Linked DNA regions of Homo sapiens: region 1 is linked to region 2. The links are chromatin loops, found by intact Hi-C in ENCODE. Cell type or tissue: natural killer cell. All regions are shown on one strand.

Evidence for each region. Peaks named below come from ENCODE experiments on the same cell type or tissue, not always from the same donor. Only the 100,000 strongest peaks of a DNase experiment are listed, where the experiment ranks them.
Region 1: it touches region 2 in a loop (7-fold over the local background); 3 of 110 quality-filtered maps call a loop at or near these places.

What each region holds. Positions count from the first base shown.
Region 1 is chr17:8,135,595-8,143,594 of GRCh38, forward strand. It overlaps PER1 (period circadian regulator 1), which reads right to left. Exons shown (of 23, transcript NM_002616.3): 19 at 7,672-8,000; 20 at 7,055-7,241; 21 at 6,675-6,864; 22 at 6,211-6,361; 23 at 4,878-5,746. The coding sequence ends at 5,474. TRS-CGA1-1 (tRNA-Ser (anticodon CGA) 1-1) reads right to left here and starts at 3,368; the gene lies at 3,287-3,368. TRT-AGT5-1 (tRNA-Thr (anticodon AGT) 5-1) reads right to left here and starts at 3,931; the gene lies at 3,858-3,931. RefSeq lists silencers at 3,238-3,297, 3,318-3,487, 3,848-3,897 and an enhancer at 4,295-4,973. In natural killer cell, a CTCF peak has its summit at 3,179 (motif pointing right); DNase peaks (open chromatin) are centred at 3,167, 3,407, 3,927, 4,897 and 5 weaker places; H3K4me3 peaks cover 1,343 bases; H3K27ac peaks cover 1,749 bases.
Region 2 is chr17:7,229,668-7,237,667 of GRCh38, forward strand. It overlaps DVL2 (dishevelled segment polarity protein 2), which reads right to left and starts at 4,850. Exons shown (of 15, transcript NM_004422.3): 1 at 4,402-4,850; 2 at 1,061-1,130; 3 at 618-763; 4 at 379-488; 5 at 141-276; 6 at 1-11. The coding sequence starts at 4,595. It overlaps PHF23 (PHD finger protein 23), which reads right to left. Exons shown (of 5, transcript NM_024297.3): 2 at 7,962-7,993; 3 at 7,718-7,810; 4 at 6,263-7,100; 5 at 5,371-6,173. The coding sequence ends at 5,959. RefSeq lists enhancers at 1-1,006, 4,998-5,047 and a silencer at 4,588-4,887. In natural killer cell, no CTCF peak of the experiment used is centred here; DNase peaks (open chromatin) are centred at 4,904 and 6,138; H3K4me3 peaks cover 1,272 bases; H3K27ac peaks cover 1,750 bases.

The DNA.
Region 1 (8,000 bases), 910 kb after region 2:
GAGTGCAGTGGCATGATCTCAGCTCACTGCAACCTCCGCCTCCCAGGTTCAAGCGATTCGTCTGCCTCAGCCTCCCGAGTAGCTGGGACTATAGGTGCACGCCACCATGCCCGGCTAATTTTTGTATTTTTGGTAGAGATAGGGTTTCACCATATTGACCAGGCTGGTCATCCACCCGCCTTGGCCTCCCAGGTGCTGGGATTACAGGTGTCAGCCACCGCGCCTGGTCCCTGATTTATGTTTTAAAAGGATCAATCTACCCAATATATTAAGAGTAGAGGCCAGCCAGGAGCGGTGGCTCACGCCTGTAATCCCAGCACTTTGGGGGGCCGAGGCGGGTGGATCAAGAGGTCAAGAGATCAAGACCATCCTGGCCAACATGGCGAAACCCCGTCTCTACTAAAAATACAAAAATTAGCCGGGCATGGTGGTGCGCGCCTATAGTCCCAGCTACTTAGGCAGCTGAGGCAGGAGAATCGCTTGAACCTGGGAGGCAGAGCCATGCAGTGAGCCGAGATCGTGCCACTGCACTCCAGCCTGGGTGACAGAGCCAGACTCCGTCTCAAAAAAAAAAAAAAAAAAAAAAAAAAGAGAGTAGAGGCCAGGCGTGGTGGCTCACACCTGTAATCCCAGCACTTTGGGAGGCTGGGTGGGGGGGTATGGATCACTTGAGGTCAAGAGTTCGAGACCAGCCTGGGCAACATGGTAAAACCCCATTTCTACTAAAAATACAAAATTTAGCTGGGCGTGGTGGTGCACACCTGTAGTCCCAGCTACTTGGGAGGCTGAGGTATGAGAATCACTTGAACTCAGGAGGCTGCAGTGAGCCCAGATCACGCCACTGCACTCCAGTCTTGGAGGCAGAGCAAGACCCTGTTCAAAAAAAAAAAAAAAAAAAGTAGACTCTGGAACTAGCCAGGAAATAACTTAGGGGGTATTGCAATAATCTAGGTGAGAGATGAGGGTGGCTTGGACCATGGTGTAATGGCAAATAGTCAAATGTTAGACTTTTTTCTTTTTTTGTTTGAGACAGGGTCTCATTCCATCACCCAGGCTAGAGTTCAGTGGTGTAATCACTGCTCACTGCAGCCTCAACCTCCCGGGCTCAAGTGATACTCCCTCTTCAGCCTCCCAAATAGCTGGGATAACAAGCATGCTCAGCTAATTTTTTTTTTTTTTTAATCTTCACAGAGACTGGGGTCTTGTTATGTTGCTCAGGCTGGTCCTGAACTCCTGGACGCAAGAGATCCTCCTGCCTTGGCCACCCAAAGCGCTGGGATTACACGTGTGAGCCACCACACCTGACCCTAACATATTGTAAATAGAAATGGCTCATTTGATGTAGAGTGGGAGAGAAAGAGAACAATCAAGGACGACGCTAAGGTTTTTAGTCTAAATAACTGAAGGAATGGAATTTCCATTTATTGAGATGAAAGGATCACAGGTGAAGGAGGTTTGGGGAAGAAGCCTAGGCGTTTGGTTTGCACTTTTTTTTTTTTTTTTTTGAGACGGAGTTTCACTCTTTTTCCCCAGGCTGGAGTGCAATGGCATGATCTCGGCTCACCGCAACCTCCGCCTCCCGGGTTCAAGTGATTCTCCTTCCTCAGCCTCCCGAGTAGCTGGGACTACAGGCATGTGCCACCACGCCCGGCTAAGTTTCTGTTTTTAGTAGAGACGGGGTTTCTCCATGTTGGTTGGGCTAGTCTCGAACTCCCGACCTCAGGTGAGCCGCCCGCCTCGGCCTCCCAAAGTGCTGGGATTACAGGCACGAGACACCGCGCCCGGCCTTGGTTTGCACATTTTAAGTTTGTGATCTGTATTAGCTTTTTCCAAGTGTAGATGATATGTGGGCAATAATACATAAGCATCTGTAACTCAGGGGGGAGTTCTGGAGCTGGAGATGAAAATCTGGGATGTATTAATGTATTACCTGATATTTAAAGCCATGAAACTGGAAATGACCAAGGTAGTGGGTACAGATAGAGAAGAGGTTGGAAAATTGAGCCTTGGGAACAGTCCAACATTTAGAGATCCAGAAGGTGAGGAACAGCAAAGAAGTCTGAGAATAAGCTGCTGATGAAGTAGAAGGAATATCAGAAGGACGTAGTGTCCTAGAAGGCAAGCGAAGAGTGTTTCTAATGGAAGAGTGAGCATCGGTATCAGCTTCCACGAAGTAATGGTCAATAGATTTAGCAATGTGATGATCATTCGGCAACCTTAACAAGGGCAGCTTTGATGGGGGCGGTGGACACCTGATTAGCAAGGGTCCAAAGGAGAGTGGGAAGATGGAATTGGATAACTTGCTCTGTTTGCTGTAGAAGGGAGTAGAGAAATTGAGTGGTAGCTGGACAGGCGTGTGGGGTCAAGATAGCTTTTGTTGTCTTGCTTCTAAATTGGGGGAAATTAGTGTCTGTAGGCTGAAGAGAAAAATCAAGTAGAGAGGGATTTTTTTTTTTTTGAGATGGAGTTTTGCTATTGTTGCCCAGGCTGGAGTGCAATGGCGCGACCTTCGTCTCCCGGATTCAAGAGCTTCTGCTGCCTCAGCCTCCCGAGTAGCTGGGATTACAGGCGTGCGTCAGCCACCACGCCCGGCTAATTTTGTATTTTTAGTAGAGATTGGGGTTTCACTGGTCTCGGACTCCTGACCTCAAGTGATCCACCCGTCAAGCCTCCCAAAGTGTTGAGATTACAGGCGTGAGCCACTACGCCCGGCTGAGAGGGAAATTTTGATGGTATAGGAAAAAGCAGTGTCTTTGAGATGGCCAGAGGGATGGGAAATCTAGTAAAAGTAGGGGTTGGCTTTAGGTGGAAGCATTCTTCTACAATAATGAAGGAAAAGAAGAGTACGTGGTCACCGACTCAATTAGGTAGGTAGGTAGGTAGGTGCGATGTGAATGTTGATGGGGAACTCCGGAATGGTTTATTTTCTCAGTGAATCAGGAAGTAAAAGCTGAGAAGGGATTCGTAGTTTGAGGTGAGGGTAGGAATGAAACAGTCTCATGGGGCAGTATGAGAGTGAATGAATTGGAGGAAAGTAACGATTGCTGAGTAGCACTAAGGAGCCACCCGAGTGTGGTGGCGTTAGGAATTGAAATCCGCAGTAAAAAAGTTTTTGCAGGTCGATAGGACTATGAGAATCGCAAGAGGGCGCTCGCGGGCTGGTCCCTGACGGCCGAGTCTCTGAGATTCTCAGAATAACGCGGGAGATTCTCCAAGGAAAGAACCAGAAAACAAACTGCTTTTTCCTTCTCCAGAGACCGAGATACCTAAATACCAAAACTAGTGACGCTGTGAGCAGGATTCGAACCTGCGCGGGGAGACCCCATTGGATTTCGAGTCCAACGCCTTAACCACTCGGCCATCACAGCCGCGTGCGCTGTCGGCCCTGTGCAACTATAGCTGCCTATCAACACGCCCGCCTCCAGCCGGCTCCGCCCGGCTCCGCCCGGCTCCACCCGCGCCGCCTAGAGACGTCTGCGCTCGTGCGCCTCTGCTCGGTGGCGCAGACCATGCCTTCCCTCCAGCAGACGTCAGCAGCCCCATTGGAGCGGCAGCCTTCCTATTCTCCCTCTCCTCCCTGAGCATAGGATGGAAACAAAACGGGTCCAAATCCGAGCCCTGTCTTCCATACTCTTGAGGACAGACCCTGAGATGCCTACTTCAGGCTACTTCATGAAACCGAAGTGAGAATCTGTAGTTTCCAATACACACTAAAAGTGCAGGGAAACGGAGGTCCAAAGACGGATTGGCATGTAAGAAGAATCTTAGGGAGAGTCTAGAAGAAATGTTTCTTAGAAAGGCCCTTTGAAAGTGGAGAAGTGTACTTGCAGCAATAATATATCACTCCCCGCTAACTCAGGCACCGCTGGGATTCGAACCCAGGATCTCCTGTTTACTAGACAGGCGCTTTAACCAGCTAAGCCACGGCGCCGGCGTAAAACAGGTGTTCCTCAAGATAAATCAACTCTTAGTGGGTGACAGTAAGTGAAAATCAGCAAACTGCCTGCAGTGGTTCCTCAGTGACTCATCCCTTCCTAAGGTGCCTCTTCCCTTTCAGGTTCTGAGCCAAAGGGTTAATGCTTTGCTTCTCCATTCTTCCACACCTTTGGGGCCAACTCAACCATGAGTGAGCACATGACTCCATGTGTCCCTTAGCTACCTAGACTGACCTGCTGAAGGGCCCTCTCTGTGTGGTGACCAAGAAGCCAAGGAAGGCCGGGCGCGGTGGCTCACGCCTGTAATCCCAGCACTTTGGGAGGCCAAGGCGGGCAGATCACCTAAGGTCAGGAGTCCGCGACCAGCCTGACCAAAAATGGTGAAACCCCATCGCTACTAAAAATACAAAATTAGCCGGGCGCGGTGGTGGGCACCTATAATCCCAGCTACTCGGGAGGCTGAGGCAGGAGAATCGCTTGAACCCGGGAGGCAGACGTTGCAGCGAGCCGAGATTGCACCATTGCACTCCAGCTGGGTGACAGAGCGAAATTCCGTCTCAAATAAAAAAAAGGAAGCCAAGGAAGACAAACACCCTCGAATACCTCAGGGCACCACGGAGTTAAGCAGGGTTCCTCTGCCTTGGCCACCCGTGACCCGGGCTGGAGCTTACCCAAGCCCTTGGCCACACGCACCTCTCAGCTCTCCTTCCCAGGGCAAACCCAGCTGAGGCCATGCTAGAGGGGACAGCAGAGTCTGAGCTGGACGTGGACGTAGCGGGCTCAGCAGGGCCCTCACCTGGACAGGATGGGGGAAAAGAGGAATGGGGGTCGTCAGGAGATGGCCCTGTACACCCTCACTACAACCTTCCCAAAAGCAGGGCCACATCTCCCCTTGACATGCTCCCCTCACCCCAACCCCAAACTTCATTCCACAAAGTCCTGGGCGTTTTTATCTTTTTGTATTAAAAAAGTAGTAACAGACACAAATATCAAAAACACAAATGCCATCGGCAGAGGGTACAGCTGAGAACGCCTGGGTCCCACCTGAGGGGCAGCACCAGGGACTCCATGGTCCACCAACCTCCCCCACTCCAGAGCAGCTAGGGGCTGGAACCCCCGGGTCCTGCTTGGGCCTCAGGCTCTCCTCCCATCTGGGGAGGAGGTGGGAGAGAGAGCTGTCTCCCCGCAATAAATAAGTGCAGCCCCAACCCTCAAGAGTCAGATTCAGGCTCAGCTGGAATATGGAGAGGCCACTTCAGCAGCTTGTCAGCAACTTTGTCCAGGGGAGGGAAGGATTCCTCTCCAAAGGTGGGAGGTGACACTCCTCTGGGCTGGGCTGCGGAGTTCTGCTCTCTGCTCCCTAAGAGGCCAGAGGCAGCCCCTGGATCCTAGGCTGGTGATGGGGGTCCGGCCCCCTATGGTGGGAGAAGCTGGGGCAGTTTCCCACTGGTTGGTCTAGCCACATCTGAGTTCTGAGAATTGGGACATAGGAGAAGAAAGCCTCTCATGGACTCCTGGAGATGGTCCCAGAATGGAGTCTAGCTGGTGCAGTTTCCTGCTGTAGGTAAGGCTGGACTGGATGAGCTCCTGCCTTCTTCCTCCTCCTCCATAGCCAAGTCCTGAGAGCTTGAAGCCTTGGCCCCGCCTTGGGCCTCCTCGCAGCCCTCTCCCTCACCACTGCCGCCACCGCTGCTGCCCTGCTCGCCTCCACCCTCTTCCATGGGCTCCAGCCCCAGTCCATCCAGCTCTGAGAAGAGTGGGTCATCAGGGTGACCAGGATCTTGGGTGCTGCTCCCACAGTCCACACAGGCCTTGGTGAGAGAAATGGACATGAGAGAGTCAGACAGGGTTCTCACTGCTAACCTGCCAGCGCAGCTTCCCACCCCCAGCCCACTGTGCTTCCCGAAATGTACTCCCAAGAAGCACCAGTCCACACAGATGCACCTGCGGTCCAACAAGGTTGGACAGTGCCTTGTGCCCTCTACCCAGATGCCGTTACAGGACAGTCACAATGCATATTAGCATAGGATAGGCTGTGAAAAGTTCTGCAAAGACTCACGCGGCTTAATATTCTATAATCCACAGCAAATTTAGTGGAATCAACATTCTTCAGAATTAATGATCCAAGGACATCAAGGAGATCAGCTCTTGGCCTCGATCCCTTGAACTTGAGCTCAATTCTTTTTTCTCCCCCTTGAACTTGAGCTCAATTCTTTTTTCTCCCCCTTGAACTTGAGCTCAATTCTTTTTTCTCCCCGTCCCAGGCTTCTCTCACCATCACATCAAGAGCCCGAGGCAGTTGGCCCTTCCGGACCCAGGAGTGCACAGCACCCAGTTCCCGCCGCTGGTCCTCAGAAAACCGAGGCTGCTGCTTCTGCATGGCTCGGAGCCGCTCCCGATCCTGCTTCAGCACAGAGGTCATGTCCCTGCCCAAGAAGGGGTTCAGAAGGCAGAGGCTGGGATCCAGGACCCGGACCAGGACCCATGAAGCTGGCATCCTTCCTCTACCACAGCTTCCCACCTCATGCTCCTCCCCTAAACTAGTGCTATGCGAGGTCAAGGCTTCCAAGACCAGGAAACCTGCTCTCCTCCTGGGAGGAACTAGTAACAGGGCTCCAAGGAGCAGGAAGAAAGATAGAAACGTTTATCCTATCCAGGGCAGAGCCAGCCCCAGAAAAGAAAACTGCCCCCACTACTACCTCTGAAAGGAAGGCCAAGAAGGCCTCTGAAATGCCTCACCTGGAGGGCACCTGGTAGGTCATCATGACGCGCTGGTCAGCATTGGCCATGAGCAGCCAAATGGGATCCTGGAGCACGTACTTAATCACCTGGTCCCCAGGCTCAGCCCCGCCCCGAGCAGCCCCAGCCTCAGCCTCGGAAGAGTCGATGCTGCCAAAGTATTTGCTTGTGTGGCTGCTCTGGCTGCTGCCTGTGAAGTGGGGGGCAGACCAATGGGAGTCAGGCCGGCTGCATGCCCACTCCTGGGACCTCACAAGGCCTCCCTCAAAGGCCACATGTCCATCCCAGTGGCCTTAGGAAGCTCCGCCAAGACGGGGCCTGGGCTCCCGGCTCCCCAATCACTGCCCTACCCTGGGAGATGCTGGAGGCGGGGTACTCACGAGTGATGCTGGCTGAGGTGCTGCCCCCTTCATGGGAGCCTGAACCAGACCCAGAGCCCAAGCCAGAGCCCAAGGAGCCCGAGGCTGCGGAGCCTGTGCCGGAGCGCGAGTCCTCTTGCAGCAGAAGTTCGAGCAGGTCACTGGAGCCGGAAAGTGCGTCCTGATTGGAGGACTCAGTGACCTCCGCCTGGAGGAGGGGAGGGGGGCAAGGAGGGATGGAGGGGTCAGCACCTAGGCCTCCCTTCAACTGCTCTTACTGGTTGTGGGGAGAGGCACATCCAACCCCAGTGGTCTCTGCTCCCCACTTCGTGACAGTAGGGCCAGGCTGAGAGAGAAGAAAGCTGGCGAAGAGTGGGGATGTGAGGCCAGACCCTTTCCAAGTGACAGATGCTCTCTCAGAAGTTATTGAGATGTCCTCACCACCTGTCAGACAGACAGGACTGTCCCTTCAAAGAGGAGGTAGCCAATTTCTGCCTCATTCAGAAATTCAGCTGGGGACTCCCTCCACCTCCTGGAGGCTGAGACGCCAGCCTGGCAGAGACAGCAGGCAGCACAGGGTGGCAGAGGGGCGGGGCTGGGGTGGGGGCTGGCAGGCAGACGCAGGGGTCAGTGCTCACCAGTCTGGCCTCTGGCTCAGCAGCCTCCGCACTGGGAGGTGGGGGCCCGGCACTGCTCCCAGGGCCTCCTGCAACAGCAGCCCCCTCAGCACGGGGGAGCTCCTCCAGCTGCAGCAGATTGAGCTGGAGTGGAGAGCTGCATCTCGAGTTGAACAGTGGAGAGTCCGGGCGGTGAGGAGGACTCGGGGCGAGGGCGGGCAAGGATGGAGAAGGGGAGTGCGAGGCAGGAGTGGGAGGCCCTTCAGCAGGGGTCTGGAGTGCCCCATAAGGATAGCTGGATGGGGTTGGGAACAGATAGTTAGGGAGCACCAAGGCCACCATTGGGGTCA
Region 2 (8,000 bases):
AGCTGCTGAACCTACCAGGAGGTTGGGAAGGAGAGCAAACGTAGGCCAAAGTGGTCATGGGGCCAAGAGAAAGAACAAGAGGATTGACTGGAAGACGAGACGGGGCTGGGTGCGCTGGGGAGAGCTGTGCGGAGCCACACCTGCTCATGGTGTCCTCCTCGTCCGAGTCCCCCAGGCTGGTACTCTCCAGCTCGCTGGTCATGAGGGTAGAGGAGCTCTCGTATCCGGCCAGGTGGCGCTCCAGCCTTGAGGGGCCACCAGTCCTGTGGCCCCCAGCTACATATGGACAGGAAGCTCAAGAACCAAGCTTCCCCCTGCTCACCCCACCAAGGCTGGGGTCTGGCCCAGCCCTTCCCGGCCCCCAGGCCTGCCCCTCACCGCCATGCTCACTGCTGTCTCTCCTGCGAGGCCGCTCCCGCCTCAGTGACACTACTGACTCGGTTTCTGTCTCAGGCTCCAGATTCTCATGGCTGCTGGACACATTAGGGCTGGACAGGCAGAGATGGTTTCCAACCCACATCAGGAGAACAGGGCTCCGGATCCTAGGCGTCCCCTACCAAAGGCCTGGGTTCCCTCCTCACCTCCCTCCCCTGCAGTCAAGAATCTGAAGGACTCACTGGAAGGATGGAGGCCTTGAGTCCCCAATGCCGCTGGTCCTCTCGGGTGGCAAAGGAGGTAAAGGTGGGGCTGGAGGCGCCAGTTCTGCCCGAGGCTCATGGACTGGAGGGGCCATCTCGGGTTGGGGATTATCTGAGGACACCAGCTAGAAGGGTGCAAATGATAAACAGTGGCTCACTTGGGAGTCAGGGTGTGACAGGTGGCAGTAAGTGAAAGAATGAGAAAGGGTCTCAGAGAGCTGGAGAAGAGCAAAAAAACCTAGCAAGTATTAGAGACTCCAGAAGGAGAAGGCTGAGGGCCTCTCGCCGGCTCTCCAAACAGACAGGAGGTAAAGAGCCAGGGCTGCTAACGCGCGGCCTGGGGAGGATACAGAAACAGACTGAGGCTTGAGGGAGCTTGGCAATGCTGAGGGGGCCTGGTCCTCGGTGTCAGAACCTCTTACCCAGGATACCACCCTTCCGTTGAAGCAGGGGAGGCGGGCGTTGTCATCTGAAATTTCTTCCTTCACCACCCTGCCAAGCGACAAGGTAGAGGTCAGTGAGCTGGACCAACCATCCCCACCCCGACCCCCATCAAACTTTCTCCCAATCTTCACCTGGCTCCAGGATGTTGACTTTCTCCTGCCCTGTTCAGGTCTTCTCTTACATTGAAAGAACTCACTCCGACACCTAAGAAATCTCCAAACTCAATCCCCTTTCCTTATTTCTCCTCTCCCTAACGCACCCTCAGGGGCACAGTGCTGCTCCAAAGACTTCCTTGAGTCTGACTCAAACCTCTTAGTCCAGTTTCAAAAGCAATCCCGCACGCTGATGCGGCTGCCTGAGATACCTATCTAATGAGACTGGCTGGTGGCCTCCTCTCAACCCCACCCCTGTTCCTTACAAACCTTCCAAAAAGGTCAGGCACGGTGGCTCACACCTGTAATCCCAGCACTTTGGGAGGCTGAGGCGGGCGGATCACCTGAGGTCAGGAGTTCAAGACCAGCCTGGCCAGCATGGTGAAACCCCATCTCTACTAAAATACAAAAATTAGCCGGGCATGATGGTGGGTGTCTATAATCCCAGCTACTCAGGAGGCTGAGATGGGAGAGTCGCTTGAACCCGGGAGACAGTGGTTGCAGTAAGTCGAGATCGCGCCACTGCATTCCAGCCTGGGCGGCTCAAAAAAAAAAAAAAAAAAAACCTTCCAAAAAAGGCTTTGGTCCTCATCAAAGCCTCTACTCTTATACTTTCCTTTAGTTTTCTCTAATTCATTTCTAGAAGACTGTCCTTTCTTGAGTAAAAACACCCATTAGAGGCCAGGCGTAGTGACTCACACCTGTAATCCCAGCACTTTGAGAGGCCAAAGTGGGCAGATTACCTGAGGTCAGGAGTTCAAGACCAGCCTGGCCAACATGGTGAAACCCTTTCTCTACTAAAAATATAAAAATTAGCCAGGCATGGTGGTGCACACCTATAATCCCAGCTACTCCGGAGGCCAAAGCAGGAGAATCGCTTGAACCCAGTAGGCGAAGGTTGCAGTGAGCTGAGATTGCGCCGCTGCACTCCAGCCTGGGCAGAGTGAGACTCCACCTCAGAAAAAAAAAAAAAAAAAAAAACCACCCATTGGATCAAACAAACAATGGAAGTTCCTCATTAGACTGAAAGCTCCCAAGGAGAGGGCAAGCTGGGGTTCCCATTCCCCTGTGCCTCACTGGGCACAAAATTCTGCACAAAGCAATCTGCTCAACCTGACAGATCCCAAAGCCCAGCCTTGGGGTCATCTCTCCAATGGGTTCCCTGTGGTGGACCGGACTTGCCCCTTCTTCTTGACCATGACATCAAACCATGAACACTTACTCTGGTCAACACCATGTCCTAGCCACACACCACACACTGACACTTAAGCATTAACAAATACTGTCGACTAAATGAATAAACGTATAAAGCATCAGACTCTCTACCCTAGTTGTTCCTCTCTCTCTTTCCACACACAACCTTAGCCCCAAATTAGGACACCTTGTCTAATTAACCCGTTAGCCTAATATGGTCATGGGAGCCAGGATATATATCAACATAATCCATTTGCTGTCAACGTGACAACACAGCCCAGTCACTACTAACCCGTCTCAGCATAATGTAGGATTCTTCCCAACATAACACAATCTCAGCACAGCTTGGTCCACTCTGAGGCAAATTATTCTGTATCACCATAACCTACTTTACAGAGTGGTCAGCCTCAATGCTAATTACAATTACCATTCACCAAGAATTTCCCGTGTGCCACACACGTGAACTAACCATTTCATTCTGTGATTTTCTCCATGTCACAGATGAGATCAAGACACAAAATTTAAATAAATTGTCCAAGATTACATTGCTGACAACTAGAAAAACCTTGCCTTAAAGCCAAGATAACTCCCAAGATAGTATCAGCATCCCCATGTCAAACAATCTTTCTAGCTAGAGTCCAGTTTGTTCAGTTCTTCTAAAACCCATGCTATCCCAACTTAATCCAGCCTGCCTTCAAAAAAGCAGAGGTTGGGCCGGGCGCGGTGGCTCACGCCTGTAATCCCAGCACTTTGGGAGGCTGAGGCGGGCGAATCACGAGGTCAGAAGTCAGAGACCAGTCTGGCTAAAACGGTGAAACCCCGTCTCTACTAAAAAATACAAAAAATTAGCCGGGTGTGGTGGCGGACGCCTGTAGTCCCAGCTACTTGGGAGGCTGAGGCAGGAGAATGGCGTGGACCCGGGAGGCAGAGCTTGCAGTGAGCTGAGAATGCGCCACTGCACTCCAGCCTGGGCGACAGAGCGAGACTGTCTCAAAAAAAAAAAAAAAAAAAAGCAGAGGTTGAGGACCCAGAAGGCTCAGCCCCAAAGACCATAAACACAAAAGGGCTTTCTCTGCATTATTTACACGCCAATCTAGTCCAAGATAGCCCTGAATGTCCCAAATTACCCTAGGATAGCCCAATCTATTCTAGCACAGCCTACAATGCCCCCACACGCAGCTGTCTGCACCAGTCTAGATTGGAACATCCCAATACGGCTGCCTGTGCTAGCACAGGCCCCAACAGCCTTGTCTGCCCCTATACCGAGTGCTCCAATAAAACCAAGTCTTGCCCCAAGAGAAACCAGGATTAACCAATACAACCCAGTAGAGTCCATAATGGCCCAAGTGTTTTTTGTTTTTTTTCTGAGACGGAGTCTCGCACTGTCGCCCAGGCTGGAGTGCAGTGGCGCGATCTCGGCTCACTGCAACCTCCGCCTCCCAGGTTCAAGAGATTCTCCCTGCTTCAGCCACCCAAGTAGCTGGGACTACAGGCGCGTGCCCCCACGCCCGGCTAATTTTTTGTATTTTTAGTTAGTAGAGATGGGGTTTCACCGTGTTAGCCAGGATGGCCTCGATCTCCTGACCTCGTGATCCGCCCGCCTCAGCCTCCCAAAGTGCTGGGATTACAGGCGTTACAGGACTCCTGAGAACGTACTAAACAACCAGACAATGGATCAATTTACTCAGTACAGACTAGAATACTCCAACATAAACCAGTATGCCCCCACCTATTCCAGTAAAGCCTAATCTTGTCTAATCTGGTTTAGGATATCCTAGTCTGTCCGTGTGCCTCAATCTATCCAAGCATAACCTTGTCCATCCTGGGATAGTCAACCTACCTCAGCATAGTACAATCTGCTCCACCATAGGCCAGAAAATCCCAGTGTGGCCCAAAGTAGACGTGTGCCCCTCCATGTCGCCCAATCCACTCTAGCAAAGCCCCCGCCGGTCCTATCTAGGCCTTGCGCTCACCCGAAATCCTGATCCATAGACTTGAAAAAGTACTTGGCGCCCGCGGGCCGCTGCAGGACGCTCTTGAAATCGCCGAGGGTGATGCGCTCGGCGGGGACAGGGATCTTCACCAGGTAGGGAGTCTCTTCCTCATCCAGGTGGTAAATCACCTTCGTCTCCCCAACCCCACCGCCCCCAGTGCTGCTACCCGCCATGGTCTCGCCCGCGCGCTCCCGGGCTCCACCGCCCACCCAAAGGGCTAATGGCCCCTGCCGCGCCTGCGCACACCCGCAAACCGACGCGCGAGCGCGGACAGGACTGACCCAGTACGGGAGAGAAGCAAAGGGGAAAAAGCACGGATCTGCGAGGGTGGCGGCGGGGGGCGGGCCGCGGGGTGCGACTCAAAGCCCCGGTCTCAGCGGCCGCCGCGCGCCACCGCCACCGACGCCGCGAGCTTCCTCCAGGTACCCGCCCACCTCTCCTCATGTCACGTGACTTAAAGGCAGCCACCCCGCGCTCCTCAGCCGCCCTCCGTCACGTGATCCCCTCCCAATCACGTGACCGTCTGACTCCGCCTAGTGCCCCCGCCACATGATCGCTGCCTTCAGCAACGGTCTCCCAGCCCCCAAACGTGTACCCCAGCCGAGGTCCTCTGAGCACCCAGGCTAAGCTGGCCTGTGCCTTCAGGAAACGGACCATCGGCTCCCACCCCGCTTTACCCCACCCACGATGGAGCACGAAGCAACTCTGACCCGCAGGAGTGTGCGTGCAGGGAGTGAAGGTGGGGACTGTGGGGGTTCCTAGACTCGAGTGGGGAGGGCCAAATACAATGAAAGCTCTAAGGTGGCTTACTTGTCTTGGGGTGGGAAAGGCCCAGTGCTGTGATATCTTCAGATTGGACTTTGAGACGTGGGTTTCAGCCCCACCTCCAGCTAGTCTTCAGCCACCAAAGCCTCCCTCCCGAGCAGGACAGTGAGGGCTATAAACACAAAAGAGCCCACTCTGCTTTATTTACAACACGCAGGCTGTCTGTACAAACAGCGGCCGATATTATTAAAAACAAAAGAGGTGAGTGAGAATCGTCACCTTTCTGCTTTCCTTCCTCACTTGGCCAGGCTCTAGTACTCCACCTTTGAGCTGCCATGCCCAATAGGGGAAGTCCAAAATTAAAAATACAACCGGTGTAGAAGAAAATAAATGGGGAGTGAAATAGAAGAAAAGATGAGGGAGGGGAGTGCTAATATTTACACTAGAGTTTTATAGACAACTGTCCCATTCCATCCCAATTCCAATCCTGACCCAGAAAGTGATGGTGGCAGGTCCAAGAGACAGAGATTATGTGTCGGGACACAGACAGCCTCCCATCCCCAACCGTAATGGATTCAATTTCAAGTCCACAGAGTGGGGAGGAAGGATAGGGTGGGAAAGTGAGACACTCATTTTCAAACAAGTCTCCCTTGAGAATTCCTGCCTTGAAGTGCAGACAGTATCCAAGCTCCAGGGGATAGGCTGAGGACCCTGAGGCTCAGTTCCCAAATCATGTTGTCATTTGGAAGTTCCAGGCTAAAGTTGGTGCCATCAGGGCTCTCCAGATTTGGGAGGCCCCCCTAACCGCCGGGCCTCTGGCCTCAGTTCCTTGCATTTCTGGCAATAAAAGAAGTCGGGGACGTTGGTCTTCTTAATCTTAGCACAGGAGAGGTGGATCCACGTCCCACACAGGCTGCACTCAATCATGGGCCGCCCTGCAAAGGGCTTTCGACAGTAACATGTGATCAGATCCCATGAGTCATCACCTGGGGAAAAAAAGGTTTGTTTGGTATTCTGCCTGAGCTGTTGGATCCACAACACCCTCAAACCCCTCGCCCCAGCCCGAACCTCTCACCTGATTCTACCATGATGTCCTCGTCCATGACCCGCATCTCGCCTTCACTGGAGCTGGCATCTCCATCTTGGCTTGTTTCAGTGCTGCCCACCTCCTTGCTTTCACTGTCAGCAGGAGGGACTCCTTCAGGGTGCACTGTGGCAGGGGGCCTAGGAGCCTCAGGGGGTGTTGGCAGCACAGGGACTGGGGCTTCACCCCCTACCACTGTTGCCATCTCTTCTTCTTCTTCCTCTTCCTCCTCTTCCTCCTCCTCTTCAGAGTCTGTATCACTGGGGGGTGCCTGGGGAGGCCCAGGAGGTGGGAGTCTATCCCCCCGTTCTGCCTTTTTTAACTTCCGCTTCTTGCTCTTCTTGATTCGAGATCTCTTTTCCCCATCCCCAGGAGTTGGCCGAGGCCTCCGAAGCACCCCAAAGCCAGCCCCAGCTCCTGGCCCCAACTTTCGGTTCTTTCGGTCCTTCTTTCGAGGAGGATGGGAGAGGTCCCCCTGGGAAAGGGGCACGGGGGTAAGAGCAGCAGGGGGCCGGGAGGTATGTGTCAGGGATGTGGGGGACAAAGGAGATGCCACTTTGGGCCCATCCAGATCAAAGAGAGAGTCCTTGAGCTTCATCTTCTCAAGCAAGGTAGCACTGTCGGGGGCCTGCAGACGAGAGAAAGTGGACCTTGGGGGTCCTGGCTGGGTGGGACCTGCTTGAGCTGCCCTTCTCTTGGATGACTTTGCTTTCTTAACAAAAGTCTGGATGGTTCGAAGATCTGAGGGGGCCGAGTCCCAGCCATCACTGTCGGCCGCACTCTCTCCTCGCAATGGAGAGCTGGAGCCAGAGGCTGGCCAGTCACTTTCCTTAAAAGGGGGAAGAGACCAGGGTCAGCAGAACCCCAGTGTCATCTCAGCCCCTCCACAAACCCAGCTTGAAAAGGAGTGACTGGATTTACCCCAAAATGTCCTACCTCAACCACTAAATCCCACTGTACTCCAAAAACTTCTCCCCACCCCAATTCCCATCAGCATGTCCTCTTGACCAGTCCGTGTTACCTCTACCCTCAAGTCTGACACCTCACCGCTGCCCCTGCCCAGGGCCTGTGGAACACTGTATCACCCAGACCGGAGCCGTTATGTCCTTAGCTCTTTTTCTGTATAGCCTCATTTGTTACCATTTTCATCTCCCTAAAATTTATCCATAAACACCTTCCATTCACAGCACCTCAAGACTATGCCAAAATCTCAACCAGCGACTCCAAATCCCCCTTCCTTTTCACTGCTGTTCAAGCTAGCTATCCCGGCCATCCACTCCCCGCATACCAGCTTTCCTACCACAGCCCTAAGAGTCTCCAACTTCCCTGGTCTTACATATAATTTCTAAGGGCCTCCTTCTATAAAGCAATACAGTTCTGTTTGAACAACAGTCACTCTATAGTCCCACCACACCAGCCTCAAGTCAGTAATTCTCTTGCCCCTACCTCTTTGCTAGGGGGAATGTAACCAGCATATGCCAAAACAAAACTGCAGAATTTGTTGAAATCCTCAATTGTTCTCCGCCGTTTCTCTGGTGGCTGAAAGGAAGGAGATATGGATCACATGCAAAGCCACACAGTTTAAGAATGGCATTCCCAGAAACACAGTCCCTAAGTGAGGTCTAGAAAAGGGGGGCGGGGGGCGTTGTCAGGCAGGGCTACTAGGCTGCAAAGGTAAGGCAAACCTCACCTGAGTCTCTGGCTTAAGGGTCGGAGGTGGATCTGGAAA